Regions from separate parts of the Homo sapiens genome. Here region 2 is linked to region 1. Evidence: chromatin loops called from intact Hi-C (ENCODE). Cell type or tissue: CD4-positive, alpha-beta T cell. All regions are shown on one strand. Each heading gives the region's core, and the rest is flanking DNA. Links, peaks and the distances in the headings are about the cores only.

Region 1 (8,750 bases), core at 1-5,000:
AAAAACCATGTTAAACGTCTAGCCTCGAGGTCCCCAACAAATGGGGCCTCAGTGTTGTGATGATTATTACTGATTTCGTCCTCCTCTTGCAACCTGCAGCTCATCCTGCGTTCTAGGGGTGCTATGACACTTTCTTGGGCCCTTGGGAGTGGGAAGAAAGCTCTATTCTACTTTTTTTTTGAGACGGAGTTTTGCCCTTGTTGCTCAGGCTGGAGTGCGATGGCGTGATCTTGGCTCACTGCGACCTCCGCCTCCCAGGTTCAAGTGATTCTCCTGCCTCAGCCTCCCGAGTAGCTGGGATTAACAGGCATGCGCCACCATGCCCGGCTAACTTTTTATATTTTTAGTAGAGATGGGGTTTCTCCATATTGGTCAGGCTGGTCTCGAACTCCCAACCTCAGGTGATCCACCTGATGTGTGAGCCACCATGCCTGGCCTATTCTACTCTTTTTTCTTTTTTTCTTTTCTTTTTTTTTTTTTTGATACAAAGTCTCGCTCTTGTTGTTCAGGCTGGAGTGCAGTGGCATGGTCTGGGCTCACTGCAACCTCTGCCTGCCAGGCTCAAGCGATTCTCCTGCCTCAGCCTCCCGAGTAGCTGGGATTACAGGCACCTGCCACCACGCCCGGCTAATTTTTGTATTTTTATTAGACACAGGGTTTCACCATGTTGGCCAGGCTGGTCTTGAACTCCTGACCTCAGGTGATCTGCCCGCCTCGGCCTCCCGAAGTGCTGGGATTATAGGTATGAGCCACTGTGCCTGGCCAGCTCTATTCTACTCTTGGGTTATTCCAGAGGACTGAAGTGGGCTGGGCTACAGGAGGGTGAGTGGATGGCAGACCAGGTTTAGGCCTTTCCACTCATTGACTGGTCTCCTCACCTCAAACTTCTTTTGTACTTAGGAAAGTCGAGATGGTCGTGTGGACAGCTGGCGAAACTTCCAAGCCAATACGAAGGGGAAGAAAGAGAAGAAAAATCGGACCTTCCTGAGACCACCGAAAGTAAAAATGGAGCAACGTGAGTGACCGCCCAAGGTCACAGGCACAGAACCTTTCCCCTGCTATCTCCCTTCCTGCTTCGAAGGACTCATTCTTTCCTCCCACTTCCACCCCAACATAGAGTAGTATTTGCTTTTTAGTCCATTTTGTTTTCAATACGATTTAATATCGATCAGAGTAATTCTTTTGTACATTGAAATGAGGGGCTTGGTTTAAAAAAAGACCTTTCCCTCTCCCTGCCCCTAGAACAACCAGTATTAGAAGGTGCCACCATTGGTGCTGCCTTCTCTTCCCACAGCCTGTAACTCAGTGTTTTGTACTTCACTGAATTGTGATGGTTAGAAACTTCGTGGATAGTTTGTGGAAATCATCCAATTAAACATACTGCTTAAAACAGTGTTGCTGTGACTTCAGAGACAAGCCTGGAAGGGGCACCTTAGGAAGCCCCTTCGCTTCAGTTGCTCGCTTCTGGGTGTGCTCCCTTCGAAGGCCCAGATAAGACAGGGAACACTTGTGAGCACACAGAGCAGCATCTGATGCCCTGTGGTGTTTGGCATGTGCCCCCTGTCTACTGACCAATCAGTGTGGCATGAGGCCCACGCCACCCAAACCTTTCACTTTCCAAAGAGCTAGCCGTCCTCCACCCAGTACCATGTCCTAGCCTGTCTGCATTTGTTAGTGGTAATATTCTTTATGTATAATAAATTTTTATACCCAAGCCATTGATGTACTTTTCCTTGTACTCTCCCTTGTGGGTCCCTTGTCTGGCTTGGCTGAACCCCAAAATGCTTTGGGGTTGGACAGACCTGGCTGAACCTTAGTTTCTTCATCTATGAAATGGGAATATGAATTACTGCAGCAGCTTTTAGGGCAGATTTGCCATGGCATATACAAGGTAACTACCATAGTGCTCCTTGGGTATTGCCAATATCCTATTATTTCTGTGTAAAATGAAGATACTGATTGTTTTGAGGATTAAATGAAGTAATATATGAAAGCGTCCAGCTCACAGTCTATGCTTAAATGTCCTGCTTGCTTTCAGGGACAGAATCAGCCCTCAGGAGGGGCCCAAAGTGAGAAGGGGAAAGGTGACACTTGAAATGTGAAGATACAGGAAACTAGGTGACTCAAAACTAGAGTTTTGCTTTTTGCAATGTCTTGTAGATGAGTAAACAGGCACAATGACTACGAAAGGCACCATGTCTTTTAGTATCATGAGAAGTGCAACTTTCATTTCTCTGTGGGAGAGGACAGAGGCTTGGGTGTCTTACTGTCCTTCCAAGTACCACTGAGCACATCCAAACCACATGTGAAGTAGAGCACAGTGATGAGTGGGTGGGTGGGTGGGTGTGCTTCTGGCTAAAACTGGACCAAGGCAGGGGGAGAAAATGTTTAGTTGCCCTGCAAAAGTGATACATGCCGTGAGGTAATGCAGTCCTGACTAGGGGGGCAGTGATTATCTTTTCTAGCCAAGCAAAGCCAAGCAACCCCATTTCAGTCCAGGATGTGGGTGCACACACCGCTTCCTTAGAGGTTAAGTGGTGGTGGTTCAGTTCAGCTATCTGCAAACTTACCTTTGCCCTCAAGGAGGCTGTGCCAGCAATTAGCTATGGGTGTTAGTTCTCACACTGCTATGAAGAACTACCTGAGACTGGGTAATTTATAAAGAAAAGAGGTTTAATTGACTCATGGTTTCACAGGCTTTACAGGAAGCATGGCTGGGGAGGCCTCAGGAAACTTAACAGTTGTGGCAGAAGGTGAAGAGGAAGGAGGCACGTCTTACATGGCCGGAGCAGGAGGAAGAGAGCGCAGGGAGAGGTGCTGTACGCTTTTAAACAACCAGATCTCACTATCTGGATAGTGATAGATAAGAACTCACTATCACAAGAACAGCAAAGGGGGCGGCCCCTATGATCCAAACATATGGATCATATGACCTCTTACCAGGTCCCTCCTCCAACGTGGGGGATTACAATTGGGCATGAGATTTGGGTGGGGACACAAATCCAAATCATATCAGGTGTGTTTATTCATTGAACAAATATGCTGGTTTAGAAATACAGTGGTGAACACTGCAGGACCCCTGTTGCCTGCCTCACAGCTGGGGCACACGGGCAAGAAGACTGTCCACTGCTCCGAGAAGGGGGCCCTTGATCTCATTTTTAGCAGCCAGGGAATGTTTCCTGAAGAAAGTGGCCCTTTTAAAAACTGGAACCCAGGGGCTGATGCATCAGTTAGGAGTGTTTTGGCTGCAAGGAATAACTGGCAAAAAGAATTAGAGGAATATTTTACTTCCATAAGTGGAGACAGGTGGTTTCAGGTATTGTTCATGGTGGAATCATTCATTCAGTAATACCTCCAGGGAAACAGGCTCTTACTATGCTTCTCCGTCCTCTGTGGAGGGTTTGGCATCTCATAGTTGCAAGAAGTTTCTAGCACCACATCTTATAACAACTACCAAACAGAAATAAGTCATCCAGGGAGCAAAATTTTTCCCAGAAGATGTCACTGGTTAGAAAATGGGTCACAGGGACCCCTCTTGGTAAGTTTGGCTGGGAGAGCTGCGAAGAACAGACAGGCAATATACCAAGCCTTACTCCTTGGGATTGGGCACCTGTTTCCAATAAAATTAAGTTGGTAAAGATGAAAGAATGCCTGCTGGAAAGGCCGGGTGGGGTGGCTCACGCCTGTAATCCCAGCACTTTGGGAGGTCAAGGCAGGCGGATCACAAGGTCAGGAGATCGAGGCCATCCTGGCTAACACGGTGACACCCTGTCTCTACTAAAAATACAAAAAATTAGCCGGACGTGGTAGCAGGCGCCTGTAGTCCCAGCTACTCGGGAGGCTGAGGCAGGAGAATGGCGTGAACTCGGGATGTGGATCTTGCAGTGAGCCGAGATCGCGCCACTGCACTCCATCCTGGGCGACAATGAAACTCCGTCTCAAAAAAAAAAAAAAAGAATGCCTGCTAGAAACAACAGTGTCTGGCACAGAAGGGGTGGGACTTGAGGGAAAGGTGTTTCAGTCAGAGAGAGTGGCATGTGCAAAGGCCCAGAAGGTAAGAGAATAGCCCATTCATGGGACTGAACAACATTTGTTATGCTTAGAGCACAGACGTGAGGTGAGATGAGATCAGGGAGATCGTAATGGCATATTGAGGAATTTGGGTTTCAGTCAGGACATCGTATTTTCCTAGATGGACCAAAGTCTTCCCACTTACTTTCTGGCACATTTTAGTGACAGACCCACTGGGAAGATCAGCAGTGGTCCCAGCCCATTCTCATAACCCTGCTTGGAGCAATCTCTGTGATGACGTGGCTGGGGAGAGGAGTGTATGCTGGGCATTGACTTGAGGCAGTACAGTCAAGACCGGCCTCCAGGGTGGGGCTGTGGCTATGGCAGTGCCATCCTCTCCCACCCCTTCATCCATGAATAGGTTAAGGGGAGCTCTCTGGGTAGGGAAGGCTTGCTGGAGGAGTGCCAGGGCCCAGAAGAAAATGAAAGGCTGGATGAGCCACTTTTCTTGTTTTCTGTAAATAGTGGAGCAGATAGGCTCCCCAGCTGTGGAGCCAACTGCTGGCAAGAGGACCTTTGTGGGCAGAGGTGAGGTGGAAGGAGCCAGCCAGGTATGGGTAGAAACCCGGCATATGGGCCAGTAACATCAACTCTGAGCCTCAGCATCCTGGTATGTAAAGTGGGAACTGCACCTTTAAAATGAAGTGTAGGCTGGGCGTGGTGGTTCATGCCTGTAATCCGAGCACTTTGAGAGGCCGATGCAGGCAGATCACTAGAGGTCAGGAGTTTGAGACCACCCCGGCCAACATAGTGAAACCCCGTCTCTACTAAAAATAAAAAATTAGCTGGGCACGGTGGTGCAGGCATGGTGGTACGTGCCTGTGTCCCAGCTACTTGGGAAGCTGAGGCAGGAGAATCACGAACCCCGGAGGTGGAGGTTGCAGGCAGTGAGCCAAGATCTTGTGCCACTGCACTCCAGCCTGGGTGACAGAGCGAGACTCCGTCTCAAAAAAAAAAAAAAAAAAATTGTAACCACTGAAAGAAAGCATCAGCTGTTGTTGCCTTCGGCATTCCAGTCACCTGAACGCCCGCAACCCTATGGCTGTGGCTTCTCAGCTGCTTCCTGGAGCAGCCACAGCCAGCTTCACTTTCTGGCCCCTCCCGCTTCCCTGGGGCCCCAGTGGAAGTAGGAAGAAATGTGTGGGAGGTTGTGGATGGGTCTGGGCCTGCTGTAAGGGTGGAACTCAAGGAAACAGGATTTGCCCCTCTAGATTTCCTTCTCCCTCTCCCCAACCTCAACCTAGCACATCTGGATCATCTGCCTCTTGCTGGAGGTTATCAGTGCTTCTCACCATTAGAACTGGGGGCTCGGAGCTCGACAAGGGCCCTGTGGAATGAGTGCAAAAGGGCGTGAAGTCACCCACCTCCTTGAGTTTTCTGCTCTACCACTCATTAGCATTGTGTCTCTGGCAAATCATTTCCCCTCTCTGGACTTTAGCTGCCTCCTCTGGTAAAATGAGGGTAAAAACACCGTCTCCATTCCTGTTTTGCAAATTAGTGAGATTCTGTTCATTATAAAACAAATGGAGGCAAACCTTCCAAATGGAGACAATATGCCTGCATTTGGCATCAGACAGACTGGAGTTTGAATCCTGACTCTACTGTGTGTGGTATCCTGAGGACTGAGGAGGTCAGGGAAGCCAGGTGCCCAGCACAGTGGGGTGCACAGTGGCCGTTCCTCTCTGCCCCACTCCTGCTGGTTGTTCCCTGCTTAAATAAAGGGATGAAAGAGCTGAGGATTGAGGACACCTGGGAAGCTTGTTAAAAAGACATTTCTTTTTTTTTTTTTTTTTTTTTGAGACAGGGTCTTTGTTGCCCAGGCTGCAGTGTGGTGGCACGATGATCATGGCTCACTGCTGCCTCAACCTCCCGGGCTCAAACTATCCTGCCTCACTATGTTGCTCAGGCTGGTCTCGAACTCCGGAGCTCAAGTAGTCCTCCCACCTCAACCTCCTACAGTGCTAGGATTATAGGCATAAGCCACCGCACCTGGCCTACAAGGACATTTTCTGATCTCCCTGAAGATTCTGATTCAGGGTGGGGTATGTGTGTGTGTGGTGGGGAGACAGACAGCTGGATCTTTAACAAGCTCCCAACTTAACCCAGCCAGGGATGGAGCCATCAGGCAGGGACAGCCAGTCCTCCAAGAGGTGGGGGGTGGGTAGAGCTTAGGGTTCTGTCAGTGATGCCATTATCCTAACCACATACCTGTGGCTTAGTGGGGCTGCCATTCCTCTGGTGGGAGATAGGCAAGCATAGCTAGAAACAGCCTCTGAAGGATTGAACCCTCCTCTCCTTGGCTTCCTCTGGAGTCCTTCCAAGCCTGTATTGCTCCATGGGCTGCTACCTTGGAATCGCCTGGGTGCTTGTTAAAATTTTACTCTTCCTGGCCCCATCACCAGCACTGCTATATCAGAATCTTTTTTTTTTTTTTTTTTTGAAATGGGGTCTTGCTCTGTCACCCAGGCTGGAGTGCAGTTGCAATCATGGCTCACTGCAGCCTCAATCTCCTGGGCTTGAACGATCCTCCTACCTCAGTCTCCCAAATAGCTGGGACTGCAGGTGCAAACCACCATACTTAGCTAATTTTTTTTTTCTTGGTAGAGATGGGGTCTGGATTTGTTGCCCAGGCTGGTCTCGAACTCCTGGTCTCAAGTGATCCTCTACGGCAGCCTCCCACAGTGATGAGATTACAGACATACACCACTACGCCTGGCCTAAGCCTTTATTTAATTAATTTATTTTATTTTTTATTTTTTTGAGATGGAGTCTCACTCTTGTCAACCAGGCTGGGGTGCAATGGTGCAATCTCAGCTCACTGCAACCTCGACCTCCTGGGTTCAAGCGATTCTCCTGCCTCAGCCTCCCGAGTAGCTGGGATTACAGGCGCCCACCACCATGCCTGGCTAATTTTTGTATTTTTAGTACAGACGGGGTTTCACCATGTTGACCAGGCTGGTCTTGAACTCCTGACCTTGGGTGATCCACTCACCTCAGCCTCCCAAAGTGCTAGGATTACAGGCGTGAGCCACCCCGCCCGGCTAAACTTTTATTTTTAACAAGTTCTCCAACTGAGTCTGATGTGGGGAAAGGAGTTGACCCCTAAGCCTGGGACACTCAACAGGAGCTTGGGTAAATAAAGTGATTTTCATTTACTGAATTCCTGGTACGTGCCAGTCATCATGCTAAGTGTGAGGTAGGGAGTATGTGTGGCTCTTACAGACTCAGGAAATAGGCTCAGAAAACATTCACTGCAGGGCTCAAGCTGAGGACCAGAGGCGGCGGTTAAGCCCTCATCTGGCAGATTCTTAGAGCTGGCATTTGAGAATGTTCACCTATGCCATGGCCCAGTTTGCTTTCCTCTGTGGCCTGACACCTCTGCTCCCTGCTAAGCCCAATATTTTGGTTGTGGTAGGGGGCGGTGGGGAGAGGTATTAATAGAAATAGAGTAACTTTCAGTGCAGAACGTGCAAAGCTGGAGCACTGGGTGCAGTCCTAGGCTTTTGCCAGAACTCTGAGGTGCAAGGGTTTGTCTTCTCCCTCAGCCTGATGGCTATGGGGACAGGGATGGCTTTGTCTCCCTCTCAGCCGGATATGGCTTCAGAAGGCAGAAACTTCTCTTTCCCAGAGGCTGGGCATTTCTGAAGGCAGGTCTGTCTCCCCTTCTGTTGAGGGCACCTGTGGGCAGGGCTTTGTCACACCCATTGTACTGGCCTCCTGTGGGCAAACTGGCTGTGTGTCCCCTCAGACAGGGTGCCTTCTGAAAGCAGCTTTGGGTCTTTTTCATCAACTTGGGGCTCACTGGATTTGGGGCTGTACCCATTGAATTGAAGCCCGGGCTCCCGAGGACAGGGCTGTGTCCCCATCTCCCCCAGGCTGGGGACTCCTGAGGACAGGGCTGTGTCCCCATCTCCCCCAGGCTTGGGGCTCCTGAGGACAGGGCTGTGTCCCCATCTCCCCCAGGCTGGGGGCTCCTGAGGACAGGGCTAAAACCTTCTCTAGGTCAGGGCTCATCTCCCCCTCAGTCAAAGGACCCAGTTCCTCTCTCCCCTGCCAGCCCAAGCCCAGCCCTTCCTCCCAGAGGGGCGCAGCATCAGAGGGGCCCAGCCCAGTATTGTGGGATGAGCTGGTGTGCCTGGCTGGATGTGGGTATTCCCGGTGACCTTGGTGTTGGGGCCCCGCCCCAGGAGCTGGCTTCCTGGCCTCAGCTGCCCTGCCCACCCAGCAGAGCCCGGGGGCAGGCCTTTCCTAATCCTTCATCCTGCTGCTGCTCATTGGAGGGTAGAGCAGAGTGAGTCACACACCTGTGCCTGGGCCCGTCCTCTGCCTCCTGTGCACTCATTACCTGCTTCCTGAGCTCCCCGAGAAGTCATCCAGGACCTCCCCGAGAAGCCGTCCAGGAAACATGCTCTCAGGGGACCCCCATCTGCCTCAGCCTCTTTGTCACTGCCTGGACCATTGTCCCTGCTGTTTCTCAGGTAAGAGGCTGGTGGCCTGAGGGAAGGGCTAAGTTTCGGCCGCTTTGTCTAGCTGCCCTGCAGAATCCCCAGGGCTGCTCAGATTCTGGAAGGGTCCACAGAGCTAGGTGATGTCTGATTTCCCTCCTGTTGGCACCCCCTCAAGGACACATGGCCCGTCTTTGTTGCCCACAGACACAGCACAATCCTCTCACCCCTCAG
Region 2 (12,866 bases), core at 4,011-9,010, 89 kb after region 1:
CCTGGGCAAAAGAGCAAGACTCCGTCTCAAAAAAAAAAAAAAAAAAAAAAAGATACACAGCAGTGATGGCTTGGCACTACCAGCAGCCATCTTGCTACCTGTTTGAGAATGAAGCCAAACAAAATCAAATAAACCCCGAAAGATGGAAAGAGAGTTCTGATGCTCTCCTTGATCCAGACATGTCTGAAGTCCCTTTGAACTACTTTTTTTCAGCTAGTCTGGGTTAGATTTCTGACATTTGCAACCAAAAGAATCCTGACCAATACATGGGTTCACTTTAATATGTAAACAGGCCTAGCATAGTGGCTCCCGCCTGTAATCCTAGCTACTCAAAGGGCCAACATGGGAGGATCACTTAAGGCCAGGAGTTTGAGACCAGCTTGGGCAACATAGCGAGACCCATATCTCTTAAAAAAAAGCAGACAGGGTGGCTAGATCTAAGGCAGCCTGAAGATGAGCCAGCAAGTTGAGGATAGCAGAGTGGCAAGAGCACAGAACTTGGGCCCTTGGGCCGGGCACAGTGGCTCACATCTGTAATCCCAGCAGTTTAGGAGGCTGAGGCAGGCAGATCACCTGAGATCAGGAGCTCAAAACCAGCCTGGCCAACATGGTGAAACCCCATCTCTACTAAAAATACAAAAATTAGCTGGCCATGGTGGTGTGGACCTGTAATCTCAGCTACTCGGGAGGCTGAGGCAGGAGAATCACTTGAACCTGGGAGATGGAGGTTGCAGTGAGACGAGATCAAGCCACTGCACTCCATCCTGGGTGACAGAGCGAGAGTCTGTCTCAAAAAAAAAAGAACTTGGGTCCTTGATGACACCAGCCAGCTGCTGAATTAATTAACTCTGGATCCCATCTAATTTAGGACTTCTTAAGTGAATATTTCCTTACTAAGTAATTTTGATTTTTTTTTAAAAATTAAATATGGAATGCTTTATGAATGTTTGTGTCATCCTTGCGCAGGTGGAGGTTGCAGTGAGCCAAGATCGAGCCACTGCACTCCAGTATGAGCAACAGAGTGAGACCCTGTCCCCTACTAAAAAAAAAAGCAGTTTTGAGATTTAATTCAGGTATCTTTTAAAGTGTACACTTCAGTGGCTTTTTTTGTTGTTGTTGTTTTGTTTTTTTGAGACAGGGTCTCACTCTGTTGACCAGGCTGGAGTGCAGTGGTGCAATCATGGCTCACTGAAGCCTCGACCTCCTGGGCTCCAGAGATTCTCCCGCTTCAGCCTCCTGAGTAGCCAGGACTACAGATGTGCACCACTATGCCCAGTTAATTTTTCTTTTTTTTTTTTCAGTAGAGATGAAGTCTCATTATGTTGCCCAGGCTTGTCTTGAACTCCTGGGCTCCAGTGAGCCTCCTGCCTCAGCCTACCAAAGTGCTAGGATTACAGGTGTGAGCCACCATACCCTTACTGATTTTTAGTGTATTCATTGACAAAGTTGTGCAACAATCACCACTAATTTCACCACCTCAAAAAGAAACCCCATACCCACTAGCAGTCACTTCCTGTTCCCCCCCACCACCGCATGCAACCATTAATCTTAACAAGGGATCTTCGGGGAAAGCGTCCAGTCTTTCACAAGGAAGTATGATGTTAGCTGGGGGTTTTTGTAGATATCCTTTATCTGGTTGAGAAAGTCCCCTTCTCTCCCTAGTTTGTTGAATGCTTTTAAACTGTTAGATTTTGTCGAATGTTTTTAGGCATCTATTGGAGGGGTGGGTTTTGTTCTTTATTCAATTAATATGGTGTATTACATTAATTGCTGTGTAAATATTAACATAATGGTTCAACACACTCCTTGAAATAATGATATTCATTTGTAAGCTCAGGTGAGCCACATTATAAGAGCATCTGATAGCTGACAATCCAGCTTACACAACTGTAGGCTTGTTTAATTAGGTTAACAGATTTTTTTTTTCTCTACCAAGTTTTTCTTTTCTCTTTTTTTTTTTTTCTGAGACAAAGTCTTGCTCTGTCGCCCAGGCTAGAGTGCAGTGGCACCATCTTGACTCACTGCAACGTCTGCCTCCCAGGTTCAAGCAATTCTCCTGCTTTGGCCTCCTAACTAGCTGGGATAACAGGCATGTGCCACCACACCCAGCTAATTTTTGTATTTTTATTTAGTAGAGATGGGGTTTCACCATGCTGGCCAGGCTGGTCTTGAACACCTGACCTCAGGTGATCCGCCTGCCTCGGCCTACCAAAGTGCCGGGATTACAACCGTGAGCCATTGTGCCTGACCACTACCAAGTTTTTCTGAAGAAGAAAATTCATTGTTAGTGAAGGGGTTCAGGACATGCCACCCCAAAATATGCCACTCTGGCATATTATTTTGAGCTGAAGCCACTTGAGAAACAGCCGGTGCAGGAAGAACCCTCTGAATTCCATCTTTTTACCTAAATACAGTTCATAAAATTTCCCATGAGAAAGATGCCCTCTCTGTACCAGGAAGAGAAGCACATTCCCATCACCGGAGACTGAGGGTTGATGGCGCAGTGGGCCTGTACAAATGAACCTACTAAAATAACCCCATGTATTTCCTAGTCATTGTCCCACAACTAACTGCCTTTAGCTCAAGCCTCTTTGTCTTGTCACATCCCCACAATTTGTCATTCTTTTTTTTTTTTTTTAGACAGAGTCTCTGTTGCCCAGGCTGGAGTGCAGTGGCACAGTCTTGGCTCACTGCAACCTCTGCCTCCCAGGTTCAAGCAATTTTCCTGCCTCAGCCTCCCGAGGAGCTGAGACTACAGGCACCCGCCACCAAGCCCAGCTAATTTTTGTATTTTTAGTAGAGACGGGATTTCCTCATGTTGGCCAGGCTGGTCTTGAACTCTTGACCTCAGGTGATCCACCAGCTTTGGCCTCCCAAAGTGCTGGGATTACAGGTGTGAGCCACCAAGCCTGGCCTGTCATTCTTTTGTTGTTGTTGTTCTCTTTATAGCCGGCTCAGACTCCAGTTCACATCACCCACCGATTTATTATTCTTTATGTAAAAAGGTATATAAGCATTTGGGCTTAATTAATTCTTTGGGTTTTCACTTTCCTTCTGACGACTCCTGTGTATAGATAAAATATTTAAAAACTTTGTATGCTTTTCTCATGTTATTCTGTCTTATGTCTGTTTAATATTAATACTTAGGCCAGGCTGGGCGTGGTGGCTCACACCTGTAATCCCAGCACTTTGGGAGGCCAAGGCAGGTGGATCACTTGGGGTTAGGAGTTTGAGAACAGCCTGGCCAACATGGTGAAATCCCGTCTCTACTAAAAATACAAAAATTAGCCAGGCATGGTGGTGCGCACCTGTAATTCCAGCTACTCGGCAGGCTGAGGCAGGAGAATCACTTGAACCCGGGAGGCGGAGGTTGTGGTGAGCCGAGATCGTGCCTTTGCACTCCAGCCTGGGCGACAGAGTGAGACTGTGTCTCAAAAAAAAGAAAGAAAAAAAAAAAAAACTTAGGCCAGCCATAGAACCTAAGAGGGTAGATGGAAGTTTCTTCTCCCCTGTAGGAGCATATACAGTATGATGCAAAAATGAGATGCTTAGGCTTTTCAGGAACTATCTCTGTTGATTTCTCTGCAGCTGAAAAAAGCTACAACATGCACGGTAAAATGTTGTCTTGAGCTGTGGCCTAACTGGTCAAAATGGGTCTCAGCGCAAGGTCTACTGACTCCTCAGGGCTTTCATAGCCACCAAAGCTGCTGTGGAATTGATCACTGGTCTCTAGGGGGCAGGAGTGTCTTCTCTTGACAGGAAACGAAATGAGGTTAGAATAGAGATAATGGTCTGTAGAAGTCCACCTTCTCCCTCTCCCTACCACCCCACCCGCCTCCAGTTCTCTATTCTGGAACTTCTGCCCTGAGAGGAGAAGCTGCTGCTGAAGATCTTGCTCCAGATGGAGAGAGTTGTGCATTTAGCTTGCCCAACTACCATTTTGAGGACATCGTCTAGTTTTGTGTCCAGTGTTCCTTCCTTGGAGGAACTTCCCCCATCCCCACACCAAGTGATACTCACATGGCTGCCAATCACAGAACGCCACCTCTCTGACCACAAGAGTGACTCAATCCTGGGTCAACTGGACTTTCTCAGGACTTTGGAACTGTGGAGACACTCAGGGATGGAAGGAAGTGGGAGCTGAGTCATTTGATGTGTTTCCCCTAAAGCAGTGCTTCTCATAAGGGGGTCCCTTGACCTGCAGCAACAGCATCTGGGAACCTGTTAGAAATACAGATTCCCGGGCCCCAACCCACACCTACTGGATTAGAAACTCTAGGGGTAGGCCCCAGCAATCTGTGTTTTAAAAACCCCTCCAGGTGATTCTGCTGCATACTAGGGAAACCACAAGTTTCTGTAAGTGGGATTCCCAGAGCTTACCTGCACCTTATCCTTTTCTTGGCCTTGGCTGTTGAGATCTTCCTTAGATTCTTTGGTCTTCCCAATGTCTTTCTAGTAAATTCTTTGTTTTGTTTGAGCAACTCAGAGTTGCTTTCTGTTGCTTGCAACCTAAGGACCCTGACTAATGGTCCTCCCATCTAATTCATATCTACACAGACCCTTCTTGAACCATGGGCCTTCCTGCCGTATGTAGACTGCAATGGTTTGACTTCACCCTGGTCTTTGTATTTTGCTTCAACGCCAAACCATATTAACTCCAAAGCAGAGCTCAGTGGGCATCTGATTAGGCTCTTTCACTGTCCTGCCTGTTTATTCAGTTGCCTCCCCAGTAATGCAAGTCTTTATAAGAACATCTCTTATTCCTCCATTTAGTTGACATCTCTGTTTTTTTCGTCTTAGCTCCCAATCTTCTTCTTCTTCTTTTTTTTTTTTAACTATTAACAACACACCAATGGCATAATGAAGTTTGTTTTTTTCTTTCCTATATGAGTTAAGGAACAGAATAAGCTGCTTTAGTAAAGAGGCTCAAAAATACAGAATAAATTTATTTATTTACTTATTTATTACTGAGACAGGATCTCATTCTGTCTTCCATGCTGGAGTACCATGGTATGATCATAGCTCACTGTAACCTCAAACTCCTGGGTGTAAGGAATCCTCCTGCCTCAGCCTCCTGAGTAGCTAGGATTACAGGTGCTCACCACCATGCCTGGATCATGTCTCAGAGCAGCCTCAACCTCCTGGGCTCAAGTGATTCTCCCACCTCAGCCTCCCGAGTAGCTGGGATTATTGGCATGGGCCACCATGCCCAGTTACTTTAGGGTCTCATTATCTTGCCCAGGCTGGTCTTGAACATTTGGGCTCATGTGATCCTCCTGCCTCCACTTCCCAAAGTATTGGGATTACAGGCATGAGCCACCATGCCCCAGCTAGAGCAAATTTATTTTGAATCTCTTGTTTTACAGGTTTTGTTTGTTGTTCTTATTTTGTCTTTTGTTGTTGTTTTATCCCTTTAAGCATATGGGTGATTCAGGATGAGTCCAGAGGTGAGTAAGGGGCTCTGCTTCAGGTAGTCATTTGGGGATACAGGTTCCCTCTATCTTGTTGCTCTGCCGTCTCCAAGGACATCATTGAAGCATCTATATACAAGCCTGTGGTAAGTGGGGGAAAGAGGAAGTAAATGGCTAACAATTTCACTTTAGGAAATGATGTAGAAGTGATGATCACATGAATCTATACATTTTCCAGTGGTGAGTACTTAGTTACATGGTCACACCCAGCTAGCTACCATGGCAGCGGTGACCATGAACTATGATCTGGATCTGGGCAGCCATATACCCTGCTATATCTTGGGGTGAAAATTATTTTATTACTAGAAGAAAGGGGGAAGTAATGGATAATGGAGACAGTTAGCAATCTTTTCACACTTTCTAACTCTGAGCCTTGTATCCAAGTGTTGAAAGTTCAAATGCCTTCACAGGGGCTAGGCAGGTGATTAACTGAGTAAAGCAATCTAAAAGGAGTGAGGTGACTGTGACAAAGTAGGATGCACTGTGTCCTGTCTAAAGGGGGTAACAGTTACTTGATCCCTTCCCCTTCTTCATTAACAGAATTCCAAGCTTGTTTGAGTGCCCAGCCTTGGAGCACAAATCATAATTTTCTATTATCAATCATGAAATTCTGTTTCTAGTGTCTTCAGCCTCCCCTGTGTCTGGGAATCTCCATATGACTCAGCCAATGGGAGAGTTAAGGAAGTCTGGCGGGGGACTTCTAGGAAAGCTTTTGTTTTCCTAGTAAAGAGTCAGCCATGACTGGAGCTTTCCCATACCAGTTCTTCCTGATTTGAATGTGGGTGAGATGCCTGGAGCTGGGGCAGCCATCATATGACCTGGGGTGGCAAGCAAGAGGGGAAAACCAAAAGAACTGTGGTGATACTGAGCTAGAAAGAACTAGGGCCAGAACCTGCCTGACTCCAGACATCTTGTCATGTGAATAACACAAAAAACCAAAACACCTATTTGTTTAATGAAACTTAAAATTGGCTTATCTGAACTTCATGGCCGTTCAAAACTGATCTAATCCTTCCAGATTTATTTTTCAAGTTTCAATTATTTATTAATCAGGGTAATCTCCAACACATTACATCAACATGATTTCATGTATTTAGAGGACAAATATTTCCTGATTAAATGGAAAATTGTGCGGATGGCTTCAGAAAGACCTTCATTCGAAAGCAGCTTTAATAGTGAAACACTTCATTTACAAATCTGGACCTTCTTTCTTCAGTTTGCTATAATCCACATTCACTGAGTAAAACTTGGATGGATTGTTGGGACCCAGTTTGTTACAGGGCTCTGGGTTATTCTTTCTTTCCTTTTTATTTATTTTTTTTTTTGAGACTGAGTCTCGCTTCGTCGCCCAGGCGGGAGCACAGTGTCACGATCTAAGCTCACTGCAACCTCTGCCTCCAAAGTTCAATCAGTTCTCTTGCCTCAGCCTCCCGAGTAGCTGGGATTACAGGCACATGCCACCACATCCAGCTAATTTGTTGTATTTTTAGTAGAGACAGCGTTTCACCATGTTGGCCAGGCTGGTCTTGAACTCCTGGCCTCAAGTGATCTGCTCACCTTGGCCTCTCAAAAAGCTGGGATTATAGACATGAGCCACCACACCAGGCCTCTGGGTAATTCTTTCTGTCCTAACATCCGGATTGAACAATGCCAGACTTAAGACATACAATGCTTTTCTAATACCTCTAAATCCAATAAATACAAAGAAGGGATCAAGCTCAGATGCTTCTTGGCCTGACTGAGGATCTGCTGGAGCTTGTCTGCAGCAGAGGTCTCCCATTCGAAAGGAGAGAACCAGCCTAGCTATCAGGCCCTGGACTAAGTAGTATCTGCCCCAGATATTTTAACATGTATATTCACTTTGTATAAAGATGAAATGCATACGCTGCTTTGTAACTTAAAAAAGAAGTACTGGCCAGGTGTGGTGGCTCACGCCTGTAATCCCAGCAGCTTGGGAGGCCGAGGCAGGCAGATCACAATGTCAGGAGTTCAAGACTAGCCTGGCCAAGAGACCAGCCTGGCCAATATGGTGAAACCCCATCTCTACTAAAAATATAAAAATTAGCCGGGCGTGGTGGTGTGCACCTATAATTCCAGCTACTCGGGAGGCTGAGGCAGGAGAATTGCTTTAACCTGGGAGGCGGAGATTGCAGTGAGCTGAGATCACACCATTGCACTCCAGCCTGGGCGACAGAGCAAGACAAGGCATTTTTCATTTTGATGACTGCAGAATATCCACTGTATGTGTATAGCTTAGCAGCTAATCAATCCTTTATCATTGGACATTCAGTTAGTTTACAGTTTAGCTGTTTTTATTTTTGTTTTTGAGAGGGCAGTTTGCTATTGTAAACAATGCTGTAACGGACTACCTTTTAACTAAGCCTCTTCTTTTTTTTTTTTTGAGACACAGTCTCACTCTTGCCCAAGCTGGAGTGCAGGCTCGGCTCACTGCAACCTCCTTCTCCTGGGTTCAAGCTATTCTCGTGCCTCAGCCTCCCATGTAGCTGGGATTATAGGGATGTGCCATCATGCCCATCTAATTTTTTTTGCATTTTTAGTAGAGATGGGGTTTTGCCATGTTGACCAGGCTGGTCTCGAACTCCTGACCTCAAGTGATCCACCTGTTTCGGCCTCCCAAAGTGCTGGGATTACAGTGAGCCACCGCTCCCAGCCTTAACTAAGTTTCTTAATATACTCTTATAATTACATTCTTGATTATTTTCTTAACTTTCCAGAAGTGAAATGGCTGGGTCAGAAGACAATAAATAGCAATCTCTTTTAAGTAAAATGATGCACTTGCTTTTGGTTCTGTTTCTGCTACTTTGAGTAAGTAATCACTCATTTATTCATCATCCATTCACTTAACAAGCACAAGAAGCACAGAGTAAAATGTGGTCCTCGTCTTCAAGGAGCTCATAATGGAATGGCAGAGGCAGGCAGGGCAACAGTTAATGAGAAGGAGTGACAGTTGTGGTGGCGGCTTTCGACAAGGTTTCCAGTGATCCCTGCTTCCTGATATTCATGCCCTTGTGTAATTCCCTACCCATGAATATGGGCTGGACCTAGTGAATTGCTTCTGATGAATGGAATATGACAAAAGTGATAGGATGTCACTTCTGTGATTAGGTTACAAAGAACTGTGACTTCCATCTTGGTAGCTCTCTCTCTCTTTTCCTTGCCCTCTCATTTGCTTGGTCTGATGAAGCCAGCTGCCACACTTACTTGATGGAGAGGCCTATGTAGCAGGGAACCCAGGGAGGCCTCCCGCTAGCAGCTCTTGAGGAACTGAGGCCTCAGTCCAACAGCCTGTGAGGAACTGAATTCTGCCAACAATCATGTGAGCTAGGAAGCAGATCTTTTCCATTGAGCCTTCGCTGACCAAGGACTTAGCCAAGCCATGCCTGGATGCCTGATCCATTAAAACTGAGAGAATGAATTGATATAGTCTTAAGCCCCTACATTTTGGAGAATTTGTTACATGGCAGTAGATGACTAATACACAAGCAGAGTGGTACAAATGAGTGTGTGATAGGTGCAGGCATGAAGGAGAAGCATGAAACCGCCATGGTGGGGAAGGGCCACGTCTGATAGGAGTTCTGAGTGGAGGGCAGGCTTGCATTGCATTTTGCAAGCTAAGAAGGAATTAGGGGAAGAGAAGAAGTTTCCAGAACAATCAAGCTCTGAGACCATTTCCCTAACCTGTGTTACCAGATCACTTGTTGCACCCTTGGCTAGAGGTAAATTCACTGTGAAGTTAGCAGAGTTTAAGCCCCAGGGCCCCTCACCTGCACAAACTCCTTTTAAAGCCCAAGAAGGGTCCTAGTAATGTTGTATTTATAATTCTGCATTCTTTTTCTTAAGGAGAGCCACCTAATTTAGGCCCCTGCATCAATGGACTTGCCAAGACCCTTTTAACGCCCTTCCTCTCGCCCCTTTCAATCTATAGCATATACTTACCAGTCCTATTTGGCTCTGCCTCCTCAAATACTGTTTCTCAGCAGCTCATCCTAGCCCTTCAGCCTTTACTTCCTTAACCTAAACAATCCAGGTTCTGGAGTTTTCCCTACAGGCCCTGTTCTCTACCTCTTTAATCATCTTTACTGCTGTTTTTGTTTTATTTTATTTATTTATTTTATTGAGATGGAGTTTTGCTCTTGTTGCCCAGGCTGGAGTGCAATGGCGCAATCTCAGCTCACTGCAACATCCGCCTCCCAGGTTCAAGCAATTCTCCTGCTTCAGTCTTCCCGAATAGGTGGGATTACAGGCATGCACCACCACGCCAGGCTAATTTTGTAGTTTTAGTAGAGATAGGGTTTCTCCATGTTGGTCAGGATGGTCTCTAACTTCTGACCTCAGGTGATCCGCCCACCTTGGCCTCCCAAAGTGCTAGGATTACAGGCGTGAGCCACCATGCCCTGCCTTTTACTGCTGTTTTTGAAGACTCAAAAAAGTTTTTCCTTAAGTGGTAGTTTCCAGAACGGATGTGTTTTTGTAAATGGCAAGCCTGGTTCCTGACCAAATGGCATTCGAGCAGGGAGGGCCACGTGGGGCCCTCAGAACAGCCTCTCTGCCCATTGTTTCCCTACCTCCCACCCCCAACTTCAGAATGACAAAGTTTCATCTGATGAAAGGAGGGAGTGGCTGGGGAGAAAGTAGAAGGGGCAACAGGAGAGGGGGCAACAGGAGAGAGGGTACCCTTCCACTTCCTTAGAGATGGGACCTCTCTTTTAAGATGCTTTTGGCAGTATTTCAAGCTGCTGATGGGCCCAAGAGGGAAGGAAACTGACATCATTCATACCTACACTGTGCCAGGCACATGGGCTTTCCAGACACTATATCATGGAATCCTTGCTACATCCCTGAAAGAGAGAGACTCCTCATTTTATTTTATTTTATTTATTTATTTTTGAGACAGAGTCTCGGTCTGTTGCCCAGGCTGGAGTGCACTGGCATGATCTCGGCTCACTGCAATCTCTGCCTCCCGGGTTCAATTGATTCTCTTGCCTCAGCCTCCCGAATAGCTGGGATTACAGGCATGAGCCACCATGCCTGGCTAATTTTTTTTTTATTATTTTTTGTAGAGATGGAAGGCTTCACCATGTTGGTCAGGCTGGTCTCGAACTCCTGACCTCAAGTGATGTGCCTGCCTTGGCCTCCCAAAGTGTTGGGATTACAGGCGTGAGCCACCGCACCTGACCAAAACTCCCCATTTTGTAGCTGAGGAAACTGAAGCACAGCCAGCAAGGGCCAGGTCAGGCCCAGCTAACTTAAGAGTCCAGCCTCTAACCCCAGCCCATGTACCCCCATCCTTTATTGATTCTCCCAGGGGCTACTACCTACATTCAAGTCCTAAATGAAAATTGGTGAGCATCACAACAAAAATCCACTTGGAAATAAGTTTAATAAATGAAAAAGTCAGGCAGGCCAAACTCCTGATTCTGGGAGATCTGTATAACAGAAGAAGACTCATCAGTGACCTGGGAGTCCTCCCAGAGTTGGGATTCACTTCTAGAGAGAAAAAAAATATGTATTGACAAGAAGAGGCAGGAGATCTAGGCCCCAAACCAGAAGATGGGGATGAAAGTTAGGCTGGACAGACTATAGGATGGGGATAACAATGAACAATGAAAGTAATGAGAATAGCAACTATTGTTTACTGAGTGCTTACGAGGTGCCAGGCACTGTAATACACACACACACACACACACACACACACACACACACACACACGTTATATAGGTTAGTGCATTTTATCCTCACAGCAACCCCAACTAAATCTTATACACAGAAGCAGTGGTGAAGCAGACCAAAGTCTGTGCTTCTGTGTGTAAGAGTCTTCATCTTCAGGCTCCTCAACCTAAAAATACAAATGATAACCATGCCTTTTTAGTAGGGTTGTTGTGTAACCCTACTAAATGTAACCACTAGGCTTTACTAAGTCTCGGAGAATGGGAGTGGGAGAAATCTAGCCCTGGTAAATGACACAAACAGAGAGAAGCAGGGCTTACAAAGTGCCATAACTTGGGAGGGTGGGGTATAGGGGTGGCTAGGGCTCATCCAGACCCAGATCTTGCAGGCAGCAGAGGTGACTCATGGGAACCTCGGAAGCTAGCAGTTGAGTGCTTTGTACCAAGTTTGCAAACAAAGCTCTTGGGTTCAGAGAGGGTGGAGAGATGCAGAGTCTATCAATATCCATTGGCCTCTCTCCGGATTGGCTCAGGAATCTGAGTGGGAGGAGCTTAGGTCTCAGGGATGATGACGTGAGGCTGGACTAGGAAGCTGCAGCTCGCTGGGCTCCTTCACCTTCAAGGTGCTCCTACCCCAGCGCTGGAGTCACACACTTGTGTTTGGATCCCGCCCTTCCCACCTCTGGGACTTCGACTTAATGATTTAACAACCTTGAGCCCCAGTTTTCTGTAAAGTGGAGAGAATCAGAATATATATAGCCAAATGATAGATAATAATTGTGCCCTTGGGAGAAGTCAGTGAGGCGCTGCATATGAAGGACTAACACAGTGCCTCGGATGCTGCATGCTAGTAAATAGCAGCCAGATTATTGCCAGATTCCTATTCAGGGGAGCCGGAGAAGCTTTTTCTACTTTCCGCTTCCTTCTCCTCCCATTGCCTTCTTTGGTAGGGAAGTGGAATTGTATTCCAGAGGCAGAGTACATGTAATGCCTCTCTCACCTTTCATTCTTTTCACCTCTGAATGATTTTTATTAGTTTTGTAGCTCACAGCCCATTTCACAAAGTTGTAATTTGCCTCTTGCCTGGAGAATATTAAACTGTTACATAAAAGCAATAGTTTTTTTATGCTAGGAATTTTCACTATGCCGATTTTCTATGTCTTTTATAGATAAGACATTGGATCAGCCATGGTTCATTGATTGAAAACATCAGTGACCAATTCTGGTCTTAATAACAACAACAACAAAAATATTTTATTGGAAAGATATGGGATAGCTTACCGAAGGAAAGCTGAACGTCAAGCCTCAGAAAAAGCATACAGGGTAGCTCCAGGGATCTAGGTAGCAGGAAGTTTTGTTTGTTTGTTTGTTTTGTTTTGAAACAGGGTCTCACTCTGTCGCCCAGGCTGGAAGTGCAGTGGTGCAATCACGACTCACTGCAGCCTCAACCTCCTAGGTTCAGGTGGTCCTCCTGCCTCAGCCTCCTGAGTAGCTGGGACCACAGGTGCCACCATGTCTAGCTAATTTTTTTCTTTTGTATTATTTGTAGAGACAGGGTTTCGCTATGTTGCCCAGGCTGGTCTCGAACTCCTAGGCTCAAGCAATCCTCCAGCCTTGGCCTCCAAAAATACTGGGATTAGAGGGGTGAGCCACCATACCCTGCCTCATAATATCTTCTAATTGCTAGTTCATTTTCAAATTTCCTCAA

The links. Hi-C counts contacts between places; a loop is a spot of excess contacts. Peaks named below come from ENCODE experiments on the same cell type or tissue, not always from the same donor. Only the 100,000 strongest peaks of a DNase experiment are listed, where the experiment ranks them.
Region 2: a loop joins it to region 1, with 2.5 times the contacts of the local background. A loop is called at or near these places in 77 of 110 quality-filtered maps.

What each region holds. Positions count from the first base shown.
Region 1 is chr1:28,193,521-28,202,270 of GRCh38, reverse strand. It overlaps DNAJC8 (DnaJ heat shock protein family (Hsp40) member C8), which reads left to right. Exons shown (of 9, transcript NM_014280.3): 9 at 901-1,993. The coding sequence ends at 1,023. It also overlaps a transcript of PTAFR not described here. Among named protein-coding and RNA genes, the nearest start is that of PTAFR, 21 kb to the right of the region's middle. RefSeq lists a silencer at 2,277-2,606 and an enhancer at 4,930-4,979. In CD4-positive, alpha-beta T cell, for the core only: no CTCF peak of the experiment used is centred there; a DNase peak (open chromatin) is centred at 2,540; H3K27ac peaks cover 664 bases.
Region 2 is chr1:28,104,099-28,116,964 of GRCh38, reverse strand. No RefSeq gene overlaps it. Among named protein-coding and RNA genes, the nearest start is that of EYA3, 22 kb to the right of the region's middle. RefSeq lists enhancers at 3,467-3,516, 3,567-3,626. In CD4-positive, alpha-beta T cell, for the core only: no CTCF peak of the experiment used is centred there; DNase peaks (open chromatin) are centred at 4,044, 5,554 and 6,204; H3K27ac peaks cover 877 bases.